Regions from separate parts of the Homo sapiens genome. Here all the other regions are linked to region 1. The links are chromatin contacts, found by Hi-C in ENCODE. All regions are on one chromosome and are shown on one strand. Each heading gives the region's core, a stretch centred on a gene start or an enhancer-like site at or near the end of the contact. The rest is flanking DNA. Distances are from core to core; before and after follow the strand shown. Region 1 holds the start of QKI (QKI, KH domain containing RNA binding). Region 2 holds the start of LINC02901 (long intergenic non-protein coding RNA 2901). Region 3 holds the start of TAGAP (T cell activation RhoGTPase activating protein). Region 4 overlaps IGF2R (insulin like growth factor 2 receptor).

Region 1 (3,675 bases), core at 533-3,032:
GAGGTGATTCTCACAATTCATGTGAAGCAACATTTTACAAAAAAAATCACCTACGTTCACTGTTAAGTCAGAAGACAGAATGATTAACAAAATCTCAGCCGCGAATTACTCTCACGATGGCCAACTGGATATTAAATAACTCTGCATTATTTTAATGGAATGTTATAAAGGATTTGCAACAAAATGCAGACGTAGATTTAGGGACTGCCGACTTCTATAGATCAAGGACTTCATTGGTGCAGCTGAGGAAATTCTTCCAAACAAGTCTAAATGTTGGAAATCCACCAAACTGCAGAGAAAGACCTCTTGCCTCCGTATTCTTTCTTCATCTGTAAAAATGTTGACTTCTGCTTTTCAGACTACGCGCACAGCCTCTTTATTTCCTACTGCGGCTTCATTCCCTCACGGAACACTGACGCCATCGCGAAGGAAGCATTTCGAGCACGACTGACGCTCCCCTTATTATTTGCTAAGCCGCTGCGCTCGGGTCTGGCTACGATTTGCTTTCAGAATAACGGGAAGGTGCAACAAGATCGCTTCCCTAGAGGCGCGTCGCCCGCGTGGCCCGGACCCCCCACGCCCGCCCGCCGCCCCGTGGGTGCGCACGCGTGTCCGCGCAGGCTTCCCGCCTGGCGAGTGCAAGGCTCCTCTCCGCCGTGCTGCTTTCCAGCCTCTCAGCAAATCACGAACACCGAAAGAAGCCACGGCGGCGACGGGAGGGGCGTCGCGCGTGCTTCCCTCGGCGACAAAGCGGGAGCCGGGCGCGCCGGCCGAGGGCGCCCGGCGCAGAGTCCCGCAGAGGCGGACGCCGCGGCACGCGCCTCGAAAAGCCTCAAACTCTTATCCTCGGCTCTCCCGCCCCACCTCCGCCCCGCAGCCAAGACCCGCGCCGTGGCGGGCCCGACGGCCAAGGAAAGCCCACCAGCCCTCCGCACCGTGGGCGACGGGCCAAGACCCGGCCCTAAACGGCCAGACCCAGCCCCTAGTCGGCTGCCGCCCCCGCCCCACGCAGGCGCGCTCCGGGGCCCTCCCCTCCCCCACCGCGCGCTCGCGGGGCCCGACGGGGGCGGAGCGACCCTCGGAAGGGGCGTGGCGACCGGGCTCGACGCGCGCACGCGCTCTGGAGCCCCACGGCTACGTGTCGGGCCACGTGATGCCCACCCCGAAAGTCCCCCGTGAAGCAACAGGACGTTAAAAAAAAATTTCTCTTCTGCGGGGTGGATAAGAGGTTCTGAAAAAACTATAGTAACGGGAGGCGAGGCGGAGGCAGCGCTGGCGCGTCCCGCTGGAATTCCTCTCGCCTGCCGCGCCAGCCCCGACCGCGCCCGCAGCCCCACCCGCCCCGTGCCGTGGAAAGCCCCGCGCCCCCCCCGCGGCCGTCGGCCCCGCAGCCCACACCCACCCGCCCCGGGCGCCCCGCACGGCGGCGACCCAGTCCTTGCGCCCAGGCCCGCCGAGCGCCGCAGTCCGTCACACTCCCGTTGCCCCCGTCGCCCGCCCCGCCGGGGAGGCAGGGAGGAGGGGGCGCGGCGCCGGCGGCTGCCCCGGTCGCGGGGCGGCGGGCAGCAGGCAGCGGGAGCGCGCCGGCCGGGACCCGCTAACGGCCGCCCTGCGCGGCCCCGCCCGCCGCCCGCCCCCGGCCCTCCCCGCGCCGCTGCCCCTCCCCCCGCCGCCGCCGCTGCTGCCGCCGCCGCTGGCAGCGCCGCCTGAACTGAGGCGAACTCCGCCGCCAAGTGAGTGAGGAGGAGGAGGAGGAGAAGGAGGAGGAGGAAGAGGAGGAGCGCAGTCGGAGCGCGGCGGCAGCGGCAGAGGCGCCGCGGCGGGGACCAGCCCAGAGAGACCCCCCGAGCCCGCGGCACAGGCGGCGGCGGCGCTGAGCGGGCTCGACCAGCCGAGCGAGCGGCGGCCCCGGCTCCTCCTCGTCCGGCGCCAGCAGCCCGCGCCCCGCGCCCGCACTCGGCCAGCCGAGACCCGCCTCCCGCCCGCCCGCCGGCCTCGTGAGGGACGCGCCGAGCCGGGCGGCCGAGAGCGGCGGCGGCTGGGAGCGCGTCGGGCCCGGGCGGAAAGTGCCTGCGGGGGGCGGGCGAGCGCGCGGTGCCGGCCGCCCCGGGGCTCGGCGCGGGAGCCAGAGCGGGAGCCGGCGCGGAGCGGGACGCCGGGTCCCGAGCGGCCCGCGGCCGGGGCTCGCCCCCGCCCCTCCCTCCTCTCCGGCGGCGGCGGCGGCGGCGGCGGGCGGAGTGAGCTGCGGAGCCTGGAATATGGTCGGGGAAATGGAAACGAAGGAGAAGCCGAAGCCCACCCCAGATTACCTGATGCAGCTGATGAACGACAAGAAGCTCATGAGCAGCCTGCCCAACTTCTGCGGGATCTTCAACCACCTCGAGCGGCTGCTGGACGAAGGTGAGCGTCTCCAGGGCCCCGGCCCCGGCCCGACCCCCGCCGGGGCGGCCCCTTTCCCCGCTTGGGATGGTGGGGAGGGCGGGAAGGTCACGGCCGGGCGGGACCGAGCGCCGGGGGGACTGGGAGGCCAGGAGGGCGCACAAAGGAGGTGCCGGGCCGGGCTTGCGGCGGGCGGGCGGGCCGGGGTGGACCCGCCGGTGCCGGACGCCCCCTGCCCGGCCGGGACCCCGCGCCGCTGGCGTCCAAGTTGGCGCGTTGCGGAGGGCTGCGGGGTGAGCCCTGCGGCCCCTCTAGCTTCGGCGGTCACATTTCCGAGAGGTCGGCGGGGGCTGCGCGGACTCGGTGGTCCTCGCCGAGCCCTCCCGAGAGCAGGCCCACGCCGCGCCGCCGGCCTGGAGGACGCGTGTGCCCGGCGCGGGCCCCGCTCCTCCGCTCGGCCTCCCGAGCCTGCTCTGCGCGGACCCCCACCGCCCCGCGTTCGGGAGCTCTCCCCTCCCGTGAGGACTAAAGCGGGGTTTCGTGGTTGGGGAGTTGGTGCAGCTGTTCAATACTAAGTGGAAGTCAGTGTGGGGCTCGTTAGTTTAAAGAAATTCCGTAGGAGACCGAAATTATGCTGGCGTAGCCGACAAGGAGGACTAAGTGACGGCGAAAAGCACTTTTTTCCCTTTTGTTTGGGGAAGCGAGAACTGTTAGGGAGTTGAACTTCACTTTTCGGGGGTGGGGGGGGGGGGGGTGGAGTGCGAAATAACGCGATGACAGATCGGAGCGCAGCCTGAGTTAGAAGAACTTGGGCGGAGGGTTTGCTCCCGGGGACGCAGCCGCCTGAGTTTGTAGGACAGGGTTTCGAGACGTTTGGAAAGGGCGAAATAAAATTGAGCCAAAGTTTCCAAAAAGCTGTATGGAGCGCTGTGGGGAGTGAAGAATGACAAGAAGATTAATGTTGACCAACTTTGGAATTTCCTTAAGAAGTTCTCATAGCAGTACCTGAAGTATTAATTTCTAGTAGCTGTGGGTTTCTGTGGACGCCTAGAGAAAAAAAAGACCACAAAAAAAGTCTGTTTCGAAAATCGACTGGCCAGGAGTTTGTTTGTTTTTTTTTCCTGCTTAGAGGCACCACCGGAGGACTGTGTAAAGGAAACTGAAAACTACAGGTTGAAGAGATGAACAATGGAGTTTAGATTTTTCGCAAGAATTTCGAGATTTTAAAAATAGAGTCGGGGAACAGGAGTTTGAAGCTTGGGGAGTTGGAATGTCACTAGAGAACAAAAGGCCGGA
Region 2 (3,675 bases), core at 758-3,257, 4.5 Mb before region 1:
AGATTTGTAACACCTGGTAGTGATCCCAACTCCTTCTGGGCCCGCTTAAGACTAAGTTTCTGGTTAGGAAAGAAGAAACTGCAGAGCTTAGTAGTTAAGGGCACACAGGAGTCAGACAACCTTGGGTGTGAATCCCGGCACTGCCATGGTACTAATGTGTTGCATGAGTCATGTTGAGAGGTGAGGCCAGCTGGACTTCCTGGGTCCAGTGGGGACTTGGGGAACTTTCCTGTCTTACAAGAGGATTGTAAAACGCACCAATCAGCAGGATTCTAAAAGTAGCCAGTCACGGGAAGGATTGAAAAAGAGGGCACTCTGATAGGATAGAAATGGAACATGGGTGGGGACAATAAGGGAATAAAAGCTGGCCACCCCAGCCAGCAGCGGCATCCCACTTGGGTCCTCCTCCATGCTGTGGAAGCTTTTTCGCTCTTCACAATAAACCTTGCTACTGCTCACTCTTTGGGTCCCGGCCATCTTTAAGAGCTGTAACACTCACCGCGAAGGTCTGTGGCTTCATTCTTGAAGTCACTGAGACCACGAACCCACTGGCAGGAACCAAGTCCAGACACAATGTTATGCAAGCTTTCTAGACCCTTTCTGTAAAATGGGTATAATAATAGTATCTAAGTCATGGGGATTTTGTGAGGATTAAATGAAATGCCTGTTAAGCATTTAAAATGCCTGGCACATTGAAAGTTCTTTTTGGAGACAAGTCTTGCTCTGCCGCCCAGGCTGGAGTGCAGTGACATGATCTCTGCTCACTGCAGCCTCTGCCTCCTGGGTTCAAGCAATTCGGTGCCTCAGCCCTGAGTAGCTGGGATTACAGGCATGCGCCAACACGCCCACCCAATTTTTGTATTTTTAGTAGAGATGGGGTTTCACCATGTTGGCCAGGGTGGTCTGGAACTCCTGACCTCAGGTTATCCTCCTGCCTCGACCTCCCAAAGTGCTAGGATTACAGGTGTGAACCACTGCCTTTGGGCCAAAAGTACTTAATTCTTATTGATGTCCACATTCAACAATTACTAGGTTTGTTTTTTCTGCATCCAGCTGCAAATGATCTTCAAAGTTGTGAACTCAGGAAATCTCAGAGGCGTTTATAGGCTTTCCAACCAGAGATGATATTTGTAATTCAAAGAAGTAAATAGAAATCCTTAAGAGAACCCCTTTCAAGCTAAGTTCCCATCTAATATGGAGTGGTGGCTTCGAATGATCCTTTTGGCTTATCTTTTTAAGTGTAAGAATTTTTGATGAATCACACTTCGTACCTATTTGGTCACTTTCACCAAAGTACAAAACCAGTCTGCCACCAGAAGAAATTTAATAACCTTGAGACTCAGAGAAGCAATGCTGCCTGATTGGTGGACAGCCAGACCAGTGAGGGTCAGACGTGGCTCTTCGGCTCCGGACACGGGAATGTGGTGGAAATGAGATCCTCCAGCGATTCTAAGGAGTGTTTTGTTCTTCTGGCTTAAGAGAAGGGCAGAGGACAGAACCAAGGGGAAAGAGAGACAGGCCCAGCCATTGTCTGACGTGAGGCACGATAACACATTAGAGGGCTGGTTTAGCAAAGGGCAAGGTAGAGTTGGCATTAGACGCGCTTGCAAAGGGAGGCGGGCAAGAGCTTCAAGACGCGAATGACACTTGAGCAGCCTGGGCTCACGTCTGGTAAGGTTTACGCCGCCTGTTCCCGCCATCTGGCAACTCCCTCCCAGAAGGGTGAGTTTGGTTCTTGGCAAATCCCCTTCGGACACACAAGCTCTTTTATTAAAATATAACCCCACTAACAGATTGCAGACTAGGCACAGAAGCCCCAAAGCACCCCCAGAGACCGCAGCAGTCCCGCCCCGCCGCCCCCGGATCCGCGCGGCTGCCAGAAGCTCCCCTCCCCCAGATCTTGGCCCCTCCCTGAGGCGCGCGAGCGTGTCGTCGCCCGCTCCCGGCCAATCAGGGCGCGCGACCAAAATAGCGCCATATAAAAGCTGGATGGCGGGCGCGGCCGGTGCAGAGCCTCGCGCTGGGGTGGGGTTGCGCGCGCAGGTGAGGGGGGCGGGGCCGGCGCGACCGGCGGGGCGGGGCGGACACTCCCACCGCGCACCTGCTTCTGCCTGACGTGTACCCGGAAGGTCGTCAGCTCAGGCTCCAAATATGTAACAGTGAGTTTCTAAGTGAGTCACACGGACGCGGTTGGTTTCCAGTGAGGCATAACTCATCGCTTCACTCTTCTCAACGGTTCCCTCTTCGGAAGGAAGCGCAGTCCGCAGCGTCGTCCGAGGGCGTGATCGCCTGCGTCGCACCCGCGTCTCCAGTGGCCACCCCTTGTCCTACAGGAACGCGCATCTGCTTAGCAGGCGCTGAGCCCTTGAGGAGGCCTAAAATGAATGAACGCGGCTGTGCCTCCTGAGCAGGCTCACAGTTGTGGGTGGGGGACAGAAGGGTGTCCATGCCTAAGGTCGACGGCGATAAGACAGACGTTCTTCCCAGGAGGAGATCAGTTCCAGGTGGGAGGCATTTCTAGGAGTCACCTTTCTCCGAGGAAGTGACCTGAGCTGTAGGAGGTGGAATCACAAAGGCTTTGGTGCCCTACACACCTGGGTTTTAGCCTCAGCTTGAGTCACTCACCCAGTCTGTGACGCTGAACACATCAGGAAACCTCAAACTTTCCCCATCTTTAAGATGCAGATAATAGCCGGTCACCATGGCGTGTGCTTGTAATGGCAGCTACTCGGGAGGCTGAGGCAGGAGGATCTCTTGAACCTGGGAGGTGGAGGTTGCAGTAAGCCGAGATCGTGCCACTCACTCCAGCCTGGGCAACAGAGCGAGACTCCATCTCAATAAATAAATAAATAACACTACATGACTGATAGCATATTTTTGAGGAGCATCTCTCCCCCTCCGTGCTTGGGTTTAATCCCCCCTTCCTCTCTCCCTCCCTCCCTTCCTCCCTTCTTTCTTCCTTCGTTACGTTTCTCTTCATTTCTTTTTTTCTCCATCATTCCTTCATTTTTCTTATTTTTTCCTAACTGATATAATTTACACACAATAAATCGCACAGAAATTAAGAGGACAGCTGGGTGAAGTTTTACATATGTATACACATGTCATTAGCCCCTAGGTCAAGATCTAGAACATTTCCATCACCCCAGGTTTCCAACTGCTCCTTCCGGTCAGTAGTACTTCCCCAGAGGTAACCACTATTCATTTGGACTTAAATTACCAAGTATGAGTTGTGTCTACTCTTAAACTTCATGTAATTGCAATCAAGCATTATGCTTTATTCCAAACTTGTCCAACCCGCACAGGCCACGGTTTTGAATGTGGCCCAACACAAATTTGTAAACTTTCTTAAAACATTGCGAGATTTTTTGTGACTTTATTTATTTATTTATTTTTTTGAGACAGAGTCTCTGTTGCCCAGGCTGGAGTGCAGTGGTGTGATCTCGGCTTACTGTAACCACCGCTTCCCAGGTTCAAGCGATTCTCATGCCTCAACCTCCCGAGTAGCTGAGATTACAGGCTGGTGCCACCACACCTGGCTAATTTTTGTATTTTTAGTAGAGATGGGGTTTCACCATATTGGGCAGGCCGGTCTCAAACTCCCGACCTCAGGTGATCTGACCACCTCGGCCTCCCAAAGTGCTGGGATTACAGGCATCAGCCACCGCGCCCCGC
Region 3 (3,675 bases), core at 313-2,812, 4.4 Mb before region 1:
TTGGAGCATACCTGCCATTTAAGGGTTAATGTTCTGCGGTCTTTAACAGAACAACTTATACAAAAAAATTCCTAGTAGAGTAAAAGCGCTGTGGTTTTGCAAACCAAGAGCACTGGTTGTTAGCACTTACATAAAAGATCGGTATGTTTTTAAAACTCACCAATGAGCTGGCAAATACTGTCTTCACTCTCACATGATGCCAACAGGGGATGTTCCTTGATATCACCCTAAAAACATTTTTATTTCAGTTAAATATAGTGACTGAAGAAACCTATCGAGTCTTTCCCCACAAAACACACATACAGCATTTTATTCATATTAAAAATGAAGTCAGTAGAGTGCATTGATGTTTTTTCTAGCTTCTAGAAGCAATATTAAGGTCTTGATTGTCATCATATAAGATCCTAATTAATGTGCTTAATTTACTACATGTGTGATGTTAGTTTACTACTCTTATAATTACTATTCAACCCAAATAATATTCAATTAAAACAAAGTTTTCCACCTTCTCACAGTACAGATAAAAAGTCTTAAAAATTGCTTTCTTACCTCTGATTGACATTCGATTAGTGTCTCCATATTATTGGCGTTTAGTGTTTTTGACTAAAAGAGAAAAAATAAAATTAGGTAAATATCTTTTGGCCCTTGCCTGTAGGAAACGTGAATGAATGAATGTGAGAGGGGCACTCACAGCATTGTGGCTGCTTCTCAGCTTCATCAGTATTGCGGCTGACTGTCCAGGGGTGGATTTCACTCCCGTGTGGCTGTGCCTCTGTCTACAACGAATCACATGGAAAGGAGTTAGGAGGGACTCACACAGTAGGCCACTTTCAGCGCCACTTTGCCAAAGCACAGAGTTTGAAACTATTTATTTATTTTTCTCTTTTGCTATTTTTTCACTTGCCTTTACTTTGGAAAAAACTATTACATAGACAAGTTTTCATTTAAAATCAGTTCTGTTACCAGATGTTGTATGTTGTTAAGAGCAGCATCTGAACACAATTATTTCTAAATTATTTAAGTCAACTATCTTTACCACTCTAAACGTTGTTACCAATTTATTCCGTTCCATCAAGAGATAATCTGGATATCAATTACGTTAACATTTTAAATTAACATGAACATTAACTTTTTTGGTGGAGTGCTGACTATATGCCAGCTGTCGTAGTAGGTGCTTTGCATGGATTTTCTCATCTAATCCAAAAAGGAAAAAAAAAAAAACATATCCCTAGGATGCTAAAATAGTAAACATGAAACAAAGATAACATTTACAGAACTCCTACACCAAAAAGGTGCAGCCTTCACGTTGAAGCAAAGCTTTGTCCTGAGACTTTATAAAGTGAGAGCATATTCCACGGGATAGCTGTTTTCTGTTGCCTGTGATCTGAGTGACCTGTGACTTGCGAGGCAGCTTGTAATTTCTAGGCATGTTAATATATAGTGTACTTACCCTTGGAGGGTCTCTAGCCAGAGTTCTTTTACATCCGGTGAGCTGTAAAGAATGGGAGAAACAGCATAACTCTCTGCTCCTTCTAGTCCACTGGGAGAGAGAGAGACCGAGCCGGTCTCCCTTCACATGCTCTGCATTATAAGCGAAGGGGCGGGCAGGTGGAAATTCAGAATATTACAGAGACCGGAAAGAACATCATGGGCTGTCACACGGACGGAGCCAGCCAGACACTGGAGAGCTCTCGCTTCCTCATTCCTTTTAGGGCAGCTATGTCTTTTTTTTTTTTTTTTTTTTTTTTTTTTTTTGTGTCTTCCACTTCAAAGTAAAAAATCTGTAAACTACTAGGAGTGGAAAACATGACATTCAGCCCATAGGTGAAGGCTCTGATTAATGTCATAGGTGGGATGTGTGAACAAGAAATTGTGTTATTCTGTGCATAAACATCACTTTATTTTCTAAAGTGGTAATTTCAAGTGCCTCTTTTTGCATCCTGTTTGGGTGCTCTTTCCCCTCCCACGTGCCATCTGCTCTGTCCACCAGCACCACACGTTGATTAGCACCCCTGGATGTGGGACACTGTTACAGAACCAGAAAGAAACCCAAGACAGTCCCTTCCTTGAGGAACAATCACCGTCCAAAGCCAGGTTAGTTTCCTTTGGAAGTAGAAAGAAAACTCCCTCGAGTCAGTTGTCAATATAGTAACCCCCTCCTCCTTTCTGTAACTCCTGGTCAAAAGTATTGATACTTAATTTACAGTCAGAGCAGCTGTCGTTCTGACACGGAAGGAAAACAAACAAAAAAATTCCTTTGATCAGACCAACTTAAAGTAGGAAAGAGATGGTGAATTTCATTTGTGGATCACTCTTCTGCATAAGAGAATTTCTGATCTTTTCTGTAGATCAAGGGCTATATATGAAACCACTCAAATGCCTCGACACGAGAATGGATGCATAAATTGTGATCCATTCACATAGGGAATGAATGTTGTATAGCACTGATAATGAACAGCCTATGACTATAGCCAACAATATGGTTGGATCTCATAATATGACGCTGAGCAAAAGAAGCCAGACGTGAAAGTGTATATCCTGCCGGCTCCCATTAATGCAAAGCACAAAATTAGCAAAAGTCGTCTGTGCTGTTGGAAGCAAGAGTAGCAGTTTCCCAGAGGGGATGGTAATGACTTCCAGGGGCCAGCGGGGGGCTTGGTGATGGTCCATTCTTGATCTGGGTGGTGCTAGGCTTATGTGCACACTTCCCTATTTATGTAATTTTTCAATAAAAAGTTTTAAAATAACTTGGCTTCATTTATCATCAGCATCTTTAATTTTAAGACTTTTCCGCATTGTCAGTTCTTTTGTCATTTTACTGAAAGGAGGTGATTATGGGGCAGACTTTGGGAAACCGAAGCACAGAGAGGTCGAAATTTGCTCTGTAACTTAGCGGCTCGGTGGGGACCTAGGGACAGATCCTGGTTTTCAGGCTTCCAGCTGGGGGCTCCCTCTCTGAAAGCCACCACAGTGCCAGAGTTCACCCAGTGTTCCCAGGGCAGCTGTAGAGGCCACCACTCTTTCAGCATCCCTCTCCTGCCTTTATAAACCTCCAAAGTGAACTCACTGATTTTTTTAATTGAAAAAGGGCATTTACGCTGTGCCCAGCCTAGTGCTAGGCATATAGTAGGTACTAAATAACTAATTTCTGAATATATACATTTCCTTATAAAATAGCCAAAATAGAATATTACTATAATGTTCTATATATCATAGAATATATATGTGATGTATATTCATTGCTAGTATGTATTTTCTAAACTTTTTTTTTTCCCGACAAACGGACTTTTCAAATTTTTGTAAGAAACTTAATGTACTTACTGTTCTTTCTTTTTTTTTTTTTTTGAGATGGAGTTTCGCTCTTGTCACCCAGGCTGGAGTGCAATGGCGTGATCTCGGCTCACTGCAACCTCTGCCTCCTGGGTTCAAGTGATTCTCCTGTCTCAACCTCCTGAGTAGTTGGAATTACAGGCACGCGCCACCATACCTGGCTAATTTTTGTATTTTTAGTAGAGATGGGGTTTCGCCATGTTGGCCAGGCTGGTCTGGAAATCCTGACCTCAGGTGATCCACCCATCTTGGCCTCCCAAAGTGCTGGGATTACAGATGTGAGCCACTGTGCCCAGCCTCAGCATCTTTTAAAAATACATAACATGAATGGTTTGATGACCTGCA
Region 4 (3,675 bases), core at 74-2,573, 3.4 Mb before region 1:
CTGGGTCTGGGAGGGTTTTCTGGGACCTTGGTGACAGGGAGAGTAGGGGGCTGAACATTAAGGTCTGAATTCTGCGCTGGGGGCTGGATTGTCCTTAAAGGCGGTTGGCCTCAGACATCCACATGGCAAAGCAGGGAGTTTAGCCCATCTACAACTCTTCTTTATACATGAGGAGCAAAGTATGAGACCGCCCAGGTAATTGCTCTGATTGGAAGAAAATCATCACGGAGCAGGGTTTAGGGTTGAAATACTGGCCTGCATCCTGTACTGTTGAGTTGATCTGAGCCAAGGATAGCAGAGAGGACCAGCCATTTTTGTGGTAGCTTTCTGTTGTGGAGGGCACTTGCCCACCTCCTGGGAACGCCACACCCTGGTGTGTTTGCCCTTGTTCTGTTTCCCCTGCTGCTCTTCTGCTGGAAGCTCTGGACTCACCTGTCTCTGTTGTGGATGGTGCAGGGCGGGCAGGCCAGAGTGGCATCCTTGTCCTGAGAGGTCCCAGGAGGCAGTTGAGTGTGTATGTGTGCGTGAGTGCGTGTGTGAGTGCACGAGTGTGTGAGTGCAAGTGTGTGTGTCTGAGTGTCTGTGAGTGCAAGTGTGTGTGTCTGAGTGTGTGTGTGTGAGTGTGTTTGTCTGAGTGCGTGTGTCTCTGTCTTCATCAGCTCCTAGGAGATGCCTCCGGACAGGGGCCTGCCCGTCTCTCCCTCCAGTTCCTTGCCAGTGTCATGTGACACTCCTTTCAGAGGGCACCCCCCGCCCCCAGCCAACTCACCTTTTTTTGTAAACTTAGTTTTTAAGCAGTCCAACTCTCTCTCTGGATTCAAATGAAAGCTTTAGATCATAGTCTGTTTCGATAGCTCTGTGTTCCTGGTGGTGGTTTTCTCCTCACAATGACCTTGTAGGCTAGCTGAGTTTTGTCGAGGAAGTTGAGCTGGGAGAGACTGGCTCACACAGCTTGTTAGTCAGCGCTGGGGCAGGAATCTGGCCCAGGCCCTTCATGGCACCTTTCTTAGGGTAGCGTGCCCCCTCTCTATTCCAGGTGACCTCTGTTACGCAGTCCCCATTGCCTGCCCTGGTTCCCTGGGCTCTGACATCAACTTAGATGTCGTGTTTGACTTAGGGCTTCCAGCCGGATCCCTCTCCATACACCGGGCTTCCTTCCAGACCCTGCATACCTCTCAGGGAAAACCAAAGGCTGACGTTTGGCATTTCCCTGCTTCTATTTATTTGTATTTGTCGGCCCTGTATCTTTGTCCACAGCTTTGTGGGTTTGTTAGAATAGGAAGTGAAGTACTTCCTATATAAGCTCTGGCCATGCTGTGTCAAACTCACGTGCTTCCCCAGCCTTCAGCTCGGGGTAGGAGTCTTCATGCAAATCAGATTGTTTCTCTTTTAGTGTAGGCAACAGCAAGTTGTTGACGACAGTGGTTACCTTAGGCTCTTGACATTCTGCTCCCAAGGTCCAGTGTGGGAACCCTGCCTCCTTGCTCCTCTTCCTTGCTGTTTTTTCCCTTTCTCCTTAGTTAAGGAGACTGGTCTGGATTTCTGAAGGTGACTGTGCTGGATATGTATGAGCTGAAACACTGTCTGATACTGTTGAGGGACAGTAGTGAGCCAGGTGATTTCTTGAATACTCTGTTAGAGGACTTGCGTGCATGTCGAAAGTAGGAGAATCTTTTTTGGATGTTCAGGTTGGAAACACTTCACATTCTCTTTGTCTCCAACATGTTAGATTTGTTGCTTGCTGTAGACTCAGAGAAACATTTCTCTAGCTAGTGACCATGTATCTTGTTATGTGAATTTCACTTATGTGTCACCAACTGGGTTTCTGTCTTTTAAGGAAACCAAATTACAGATTCACACGTGCCTACTTTTATTATTACTGATCCCATCCTGCCTTTATCTTGCTTTATTAATTGCAGGCCAGTAGTAAAATGTTTAATAGTTACATGACCATTAGCATAACCCCAAGATTCACAGGGACTGAGGAAACTAAGATATATTTTAAAAGAGTTTGGATATATGGCAATAAATGAGGAAGGGACAGAGTGATACTTCATGGAGATGTTTTGTGTTGAAGGGAAGGAACCCAGTTTTCTAAGATTTATTTTCTTTAAGAGATTGAGCATACCATATATTTTGATCATAGAATTTTACATACTTTAGATGCTAGCTGTTTTTAAAAGGAAAGAACTCCAAATTACATCTTGCAAGCTATTGTGGTTTTGCAAGCATTGAGTGATGGCATATATGAAAACTCTGAGAGGTGTCATATTAAGATACCAATGTCAGTTTAAAGATATTCTATATCTGTATCCCTATGACATTGTATTTTGAATTTTTTATTTTTCATTTTTGGACAGACATTTAGAACTCACTCAGTGGAGATGGCTCTGCATCTCTGTTTTAAGCTTTTTGAACTCTAGGCAGCTGTGTCGGCCTGGGGCTACATTGACTTCTTCATTGCAGCCCCTCGATTGGTTTCGTCTGGACCAGGGTGGGTTTCGATTGCGGCCCTTGCTGGAACAGTAGCAGGAAAGTAGAAACACCTTCCTGTCTCTGGGTTAACCAGCTGACAGTCTGTTACTTGTGTGCTTCCTTCTAATTGGTAATCTGCCAACACCTTTCAGGATATTATGAAATTTCAAGCAAATGAGGTTAAAATGGAACCTCTGTACTTCTGAACAGGCGTGGACTGACTGCAGTTCTCCAGGATAGTTTCAGCAGAAGCAGTGAGATTACAGTCAGGAGCAAAACAGTATCTGAGCTTTCTTTATGGGAAAGATTCCGACTGTGTGCTTGGTTTATATGGTTAAATTAATTGCCCTTGTTAAATTAAAAAAATAGGGTATGTTTCTGCCACAGACTTTGCTTTAAAAGCAGAGATCTTCTAAAGTCATTTGCCTTGTATTTGACTTCTGCTGCTCCCCGTTTCCTGCTGGGCCTGATGGTTTGATTGTAGAATGTTTCTGAGTTGTGTCACTGTTGGACTCTGCTGAGCTGAGTAGTCTCATTAAAGGAGAGTGTGCATCTGAGTTGAGGAAGACAATATAGATGTGGACCTTGTTTGTAGAGTTCACAAGCTGCTTACATAGAAATAGCAAGGACAGTGCAGCCAGTGGGAAGGAGCCGGCTGAGGGACTTGATATTATTTCCATGGAAACCAGTTGGGTATGGGAAGAGAGGTTGTGGAAGGCAATGCTCTGGTGTTTGGCAATTCACACTGTGCAGAAGAGAAAGCAGAACTGGACTGGGAGTATAGAGTAGCAGAAGTTTAAGCTTGGGGAAGAAGTTGAGCAAGGAAAAGCATATGATCTGTTGATCAGCATGATGTGATGTGGTCTGAATCTTCAGACAGTTCACAGCTTTTTCATAGAGGCTGTCCTCAGATGGGTTCAACCATTCTGAGAATTCTGCCTTTACGATATAAGTAGTATCCATGACATTAAAAACGAGAAGAGAAGCGTTTTGGCCAATGACGGACTGCATAAACTACAGTCTGCATAAATGACCTTGGTCCTAGAAGATTAGGATGAAGCTGAACAATTCTTATCACCTAGTGATGCTGTAGCCATTGTAATGTCGTAGCACAATGCATTAGTCACATGTTTGTGGTAATACTGCTGTAAACGAACCCACTGCGCTACCAGTCTTATGAAAGCGTCCAGTCAGGTCCTA

What was found. Hi-C counts contacts between places; a loop is a spot of excess contacts on that map. Pooled maps may share reads with other maps.
Region 2: a loop to region 1 is called in a pooled map, with 15 times the contacts of the local background. The contact joins the promoter of LINC02901 here to the promoter of QKI in region 1. A Hi-C loop is called at or near these places in 5 of 50 pooled maps.
Region 3: a loop to region 1 is called in a pooled map, with 6 times the contacts of the local background. The contact joins the promoter of TAGAP here to the promoter of QKI in region 1. A Hi-C loop is called at or near these places in 6 of 50 pooled maps.
Region 4: a loop to region 1 is called in a map of naive thymus-derived CD4-positive, alpha-beta T cell, with 12 times the contacts of the local background. The contact joins the enhancer-like site here to the promoter of QKI in region 1. A Hi-C loop is called at or near these places in 1 of 168 maps with a recorded cell type or tissue (naive thymus-derived CD4-positive, alpha-beta T cell), 2 of 37 single-sample maps with no recorded cell type and 10 of 50 pooled maps.

What each region holds. Positions count from the first base shown.
Region 1 is chr6:163,412,936-163,416,610 of GRCh38, forward strand. It overlaps QKI (QKI, KH domain containing RNA binding), which reads left to right and starts at 1,783. Exons shown (of 8, transcript NM_006775.3): 1 at 1,783-2,400. The coding sequence starts at 2,259. It overlaps LOC124901234 (basic proline-rich protein-like), which reads left to right. Exons shown (of 4, transcript XM_047419614.1): 2 at 1-1,150; 3 at 1,314-1,733; 4 at 2,030-2,241. The coding sequence starts at 271. The coding sequence ends at 2,241. It overlaps CAHM (colon adenocarcinoma hypermethylated), which reads right to left and starts at 1,015. Exons shown (of 1, transcript NR_037593.1): 1 at 130-1,015. RefSeq lists silencers at 422-1,201, 1,292-2,111, 2,362-2,411, 2,612-2,801 and enhancers at 1,035-1,687, 1,688-2,341.
Region 2 is chr6:158,867,807-158,871,481 of GRCh38, forward strand. LINC02901 (long intergenic non-protein coding RNA 2901) reads left to right here and starts at 2,008. Exons shown (of 3, transcript NR_160980.1): 1 at 2,008-2,171. RefSeq lists enhancers at 982-1,654, 1,655-2,327, 2,228-2,397, 2,328-3,001 and a silencer at 1,828-2,147.
Region 3 is chr6:159,043,429-159,047,103 of GRCh38, forward strand. TAGAP (T cell activation RhoGTPase activating protein) reads right to left here and starts at 1,563. Exons shown (of 10, transcript NM_054114.5): 1 at 1,451-1,563; 2 at 692-776; 3 at 550-603; 4 at 161-227. The coding sequence starts at 718.
Region 4 is chr6:159,980,733-159,984,407 of GRCh38, forward strand. All of the region lies in intron 1 of IGF2R (insulin like growth factor 2 receptor), which reads left to right. Among named protein-coding and RNA genes, the nearest start is that of IGF2R, 13 kb to the left of the region's middle. RefSeq lists enhancers at 1-237, 1,070-1,119, 1,130-1,239, 1,430-1,599, 2,347-2,586 and a silencer at 2,465-2,759. Within about 2 kb of position 1,324, at least 28 of the 41 ENCODE cell types and tissues checked have a DNase peak (open chromatin) inside an H3K27ac peak, as active enhancers do.